Regions from separate parts of the Homo sapiens genome. Here region 1 is linked to region 2. The links are chromatin contacts, found by Hi-C in ENCODE. All regions are on one chromosome and are shown on one strand. Each heading gives the region's core, a stretch centred on a gene start or an enhancer-like site at or near the end of the contact. The rest is flanking DNA. Distances are from core to core; before and after follow the strand shown. Region 1 overlaps ENOX1 (ecto-NOX disulfide-thiol exchanger 1). Region 2 overlaps LINC00400 (long intergenic non-protein coding RNA 400).

The links. Hi-C counts contacts between places; a loop is a spot of excess contacts on that map.
Region 1: a loop to region 2 is called in a map of MCF 10A, with 2.7 times the contacts of the local background. The contact joins two enhancer-like sites. A Hi-C loop is called at or near these places in 3 of 168 maps with a recorded cell type or tissue (MCF 10A, PC-3 and PC-9).

Annotation. Positions count from the first base shown.
Region 1 is chr13:43,301,763-43,304,462 of GRCh38, reverse strand. All of the region lies in intron 11 of ENOX1 (ecto-NOX disulfide-thiol exchanger 1), which reads left to right. Among named protein-coding and RNA genes, the nearest start is that of ENOX1-AS2, 150 kb to the left of the region's middle. RefSeq lists an enhancer at 957-1,186. Within about 2 kb of position 1,347, at least 10 of the 41 ENCODE cell types and tissues checked have a DNase peak (open chromatin) inside an H3K27ac peak, as active enhancers do.
Region 2 is chr13:43,152,446-43,155,145 of GRCh38, reverse strand. The region is part of intron 1 of LINC00400 (long intergenic non-protein coding RNA 400); the gene reads right to left. Among named protein-coding and RNA genes, the nearest start is that of LINC00400, 41 kb to the right of the region's middle. RefSeq lists an enhancer at 911-1,434. Within about 2 kb of position 1,290, at least 3 of the 41 ENCODE cell types and tissues checked have a DNase peak (open chromatin) inside an H3K27ac peak, as active enhancers do.

The DNA of each region.
Region 1 (2,700 bases), core at 98-2,597, 150 kb before region 2:
GCACTTACATGGAGCTAAGCTAGCCTGGTGGCATTACATGGAGGAATATAGTCCTAGAGCCACACCTTTTACCTCCAACCAGCAACCTCTGTCTCCCATAAACTCACTTCCATCATCTGGAAAATAGAAATAATAATCATATTGACTGTATCATGTTTTCATGATGGTGAAAGGATACTGTGTAAAGAATATGCTTACCTCAGTGCCTGGCACATAAAAATCATTAGCTGTCACTACCACTGTTGCTATTCCCATTACTGCTACTGTTATTTGAAGAAAGCAGAATAGTGACTGTGCCTTTTGCCCAAATCTTCCATAGGAGATAGCCAGGGCACGGGGCAAGCTGAGCTCATGGGACCTGGGCACAGGGATGCAACAGGGCTGCCTTCCCAGGTGCAGAACATGGAGTCGGGGCTCATACAAAAGGAGATCAAGGAATAAAACCAGAATGACAAGCCAAGCATGTGGTTCTTTCAGAAGCATTTCTCCAAACAAGCCAACCACAACCCCAGTTTAGGAATCGGGATAGAATGAGCAGCGGTCTGAGCAGTGGCTCTCAAAGTGTGGTCTCTGCACCAGCAGCATCAGCACCACCTGGGGGACTTGGAAGAATGCTAATTCTTGGGCTTCCTCCCAGACAAACTGAACTGGAAACTGAGGGTAGGGCCCAGAAAAGTGTGTTTTAATATGCCCGCCAGGAGCTTGTAATGCAGGCCAATGTTTGGAGAACACTGGGTTAGAGTAACACCAGCTGCTGTATAAAGATGGCCTAACCAAAAAAAAAAGTGTTACTTTTTGGGCACACAACAGTCCAAGGCAGATATTCTGGGCCTGTGGGCACCTTTCCTCCATGTGGTGACTCAGAGACCCAAGCCTATTCCAGCAGCAGGCAGAGACTGAGGGACTGTGCAGAAGGCATCCTCACTCCCCCTCACACTCCATTGATGAGACTGCTCACATGGCACCCTCTAGGGCAGTCACCTCTCAGGAGCAACACTGCTCTATACAAAGAGAAGCATGAGTTTGAGTACACAGCGTGATAATGTCTCTGCCACAGAATAGCTTCTAAAGGCCTCAAGGCACCTCACAAGAAGATTCAGAATGCAGAGAAGCAGATAGAAGCTGGAGAGAGTCCCTGTCACTGGGCCATAACTACAGCTCCCTTTCCTAGTGGAGCAGGAGGCAGGATCGTGGCTGAGGAGGCAGCCGTTGAAGGCACACAGATATTGTGGTGACATTTGCCAGGCCAGCCTGCCTCTGCCCTCCTGTGTTCAGGGGCTATCGGTACAACTGCCTTCCTGGGTAGCAGCCAATGAAATTCTTGAAAAAGACTTTCTTTGCATGTGGGAAGGAAATCTACAGTTCAGCAGCGTCCTTCCAGCATTTCAGGAGGACATCTGGCAAAGTGGAGGGGGAATGTTAAACACAGAGTTCCCCAAACACACAAAGACTAAGAGTTCTGGAGAAACACAGATATTGTTAGAAACGATATGTTAAAATGTTTTATTATTTAGTTACATCTTGCCTGAGCATGAAAAAGATATTAACAGACTGTCAGCTTACTGGGACATAACCCAAAACAACTTACATTTTTCATATATTGCTAACTATTTTTCTGAGGCTGGCTCAGGCTGGTAAAAGAGATTTCAAGGCTTTCTCCAGATTATTTACTTAAAGAAGTTAAGCATGGCATTATCTGTTCCCATGGAAACACAGTAAGACAGGAGACAGAAGAGGAGGTCACTTTGACCATAATTAATATAAAGAATAATGGTTTATATAGAATCTAGTAAAGAATATAACAAGATGCCGCAATACCTTTAAGCCTTTTCTTCAGCAGTGCCGTTCAACCTTTGGATTGATTTTCATACATTAGTGTCACTTTGGTCATTTTTTAGTCTAGTGCTAAGTTTTGAAGTATAACAATCTTGCCTAGCAAAATTTTTCCAATTTTATTATTTCATTTTTGATCCAATCAGAAAATTCCAGTATTCAGAATTTTTCTAAATTACTGAGTAACTAGAAATGGGTGACTGTGCTGGCCTTAAGCTTCTTGTGAATGCTACAGCTCCTCACCATGTTTTCTTAATAAATACATAAATGGGTGGCTGGTGAATTAATTGATGGTAATCCAGAGGCACCACTAGATTCAGCAGTGCCTTTAAAATCACCAACAAAATATTTAATCACATTCAGTCCGGTTGACATTTAAGGTGTCTAATTCTATTCTTTTTTTATTATCGGAAATTGGTAATCCACATGGGGTGTCTCTTACATATTCCATTTATTGGCACTCGGTGCACTCCTTAGGAATTCCTACCGAAAGATGCACACTGTACTTTTTTTTTTTTTAATCCTTATACTTATTTGGATAGTGGATTCATTGTGCAGTCTCATAAGGTAAATTTTATTATGGAAGCTTGATGACACATTTTTTCAAAACTCTTTAATTTAGTACAGTATTCCAGAAAGAAAGAAAGAGAAGAGAGAGAAATAAAAAGTTTCCCTTTCCAATTTCTGAATTTTTAATATACTGAGAAGTTATATTAAGTCAGAAATTATTAGGATTTTTTTTCTGTTAGCGCTCTGGCCCAAGAAACATAATATAGCCTCTTCCAGGCAGCCTTGTCTGAGGAATAGATTCAGGGCTGCAGTATGACACTGAGTGGTGTTTACAAACAGGTGGCCTGAAGCTAAGTG
Region 2 (2,700 bases), core at 41-2,540:
TGGATCCTCATTCATCCACCCTGAGGTTTTGGTGGTGCTTGCTATGGTCACATGTCAGCCTATCTTGACTTGGTAGCAGTTCTGTGAAAGCAAAGGTCTCTAACGTATCCTGGGGATCAGGGGCAAGTAGGTGGATGGGACATGGGGTGGGTTAGGAAAAGCTTCCTCAAGAAAGTGATAATTGACATGACAAGAGAAGGATGAGTAGGAGATAAGCAGGTGAAAGAAGAATGAAAAATATTCAACTTAGGGGAAGTAGCAGAAGGGAAAGAGGAGTCTGGGGCCAGGCAAGACTGGAGAGGCAGGCAGGGTTCTGAGCAGCCATGTTAATGATATTGGCATTTATCAGAAGAGAGGTAGAAAGCAGTTGAAGCATTTTAATTAAGAGGGCTTTTTGATATATATTTAAAAGTGCTTATTAGTGAGTCAAGGCTGAGAAGATATCTTTAACTACCTTGCAAGCTAATAATAGAGTCAGGATACTGGTGATAGACTTTGCAAACTGCTCTCAGAAGAATTCCTTCTTCAGATTTGATGGTCGTGAGAAATTCCACAGGTCCCCTTTGCTGTTCATCATCAGAGACACTTGAGGGGCACTGGCAGTGATCTGGTTGCTGATCTGGGCTGGATAAGAGTGTAGTGCTGTGTTTGTATCATGATAAATTTAATGTATGCTGGCTCACGGCATCAACGCTTTATCAAAAGAATAAATGGAAAGTTATTCCGGGCTGAGAGGGTAAAGAGATCAGTTTATGGGAAAGAGAGCCTCCTTATGCACACATTCTGTAAACTACAGATCAAAAGCCAGAAGAGGAATGCTGACTATGAATAATGAAATCACACATGCAAAGGTCTGGATGGATTCAGACATCCTGACAATTTCTTTTTCAAGGAAAAATCAAGGCTTTTGCCTGGCGCTGAATACTTTGAAGATAAGTGCTCTGAAGGCAGAGCAAGATAGCTATCACATTCAGTAGAGATAGGTGAACTTTCAAAATTGGGTTCATTTAAATAGCATGCCCTGGAGGTCCCCTCCAGACAAGGAGGGTCAGAGTGGCATTCATGACAGTTGAAGGACACTTTAATCTCCAATAACTTGGTTGTTCCACGATGTCCGGTGGTTAGGGACTGAGCTGACCTTACCCGAAGACTTTAAATTAAAAACTCAAGCCCATATCCTACGTAAGAAAATTCCAAATGTGGTTGAATTGTCAGAAAAACAACGCAACCAGAATCACGCCCCAGGCAAGTACATTTCTTAAGGCTTACTCATTCCCCAAGCCATTAAGCTTCAGCCGTGCGTTCTCCCCACATTCAGTTCTAATAGAACTGCTGGTTCCCAGGTAGAGTGTCCAACCATTCCAGTGTGCTTGGTACTGTTGGGTTTTAGCACCGAAAGTTCTGCATCCTGGACTGCCACTCTAGTCCTGGGTGAAATATATTAGTTAGTCACCCAACTGCCGTTACCAGTGTTTTCTGATGGTCACACACAGTTACCTGCTTGCATCCCCACCCGGCCTCTCAGCAGCTAGGAATGTGGTCTCTCTCTCTCTCTTTCTCTTTCCTTTGCTAACACTTCCCTACTAACGACCAGAATGTTCGTGCGTCTCATGATTCTGCCTTTAGCTTTCTCTTTTTCTCTCTTCACCATTATAGTGGGTTAAATAGCACTCCCCAACCCCAAATTCAGATCCAACTGAGAACCTCAGAATGTGACCTCAGTTGGACCTAGGATCTTGCAGATATAAATAGTTAAGATGAGGTCCTATGGGATTAGAGTGGGCCCTAGATCTAATGTGACCAATGTGCTTGTAAGAAGAGGAGAGGGCACACAGAGATAGGAAGGCACAGAGGGAAGAAGGCCATGTGGCTATGGAGGTAGCGATAGGAGTGGTGCAGATGGAAGCCAAGGAATGGCAAGGATGGACAGCAACTACCAGAAGCTAGGAAGAGTCAAGGAAGGGTCCTTCTTTAGGGACTTCAGGGGGAGCACAGCCCTGCTGACACCTTGATTTCAAATTTCTGGCCTCCGAAACTGTGTGAGAATAAATTTCTGTTGTTTCATGCTACCCTGCTTTATGGTAATGTGTTATAGTAGCCCTGGGAAACCAATATAATGCTCTTCTTAAGCAATTTTATTCAACCCTCATGGCTTCTATTTCACCTACACTCCAGTGACGTCTACTTCTACTTCACATACACTTGTGATGGGATTCCAGGGGCATCTCCATGGCCTGATGCTTTGAGGAGGATAGAAATAGTCAGGAATACTAATGTCCCAGAATCTGAATCTGTCTAGAACTGACTGCTTATTGATGTGGGTTATTCTGCTCTGTAAGGGGACACACACACATACACATGTGTATGTGCTGGCCTGGAGCTCTTTTCTGAGAGGGAGACCTATGTTTCCAAGCACCTCCTGAAACAGCAGACACAGTAGAGCCAGGCGTTCTGCACCTACTGTGTGTGTAATACATCTAACTCTAAGTTAGTCTCTCCCACATACCTCCTCTTCCCTTAATAATCTTTTCTCTAGGTTAATGGATTCACCAAACACCTGCCTCCCCAGTCTCCAATCTTGATGCTACTCCTGATTATTTCTCCTGCTCTACATTCACCTGTCCACTAAAACCTCACAATTCTCTTGCAGGAACTTCTCTCTGTTGAGTTGGGTGAGGTAGATGGTGCATCCAGCTCAGG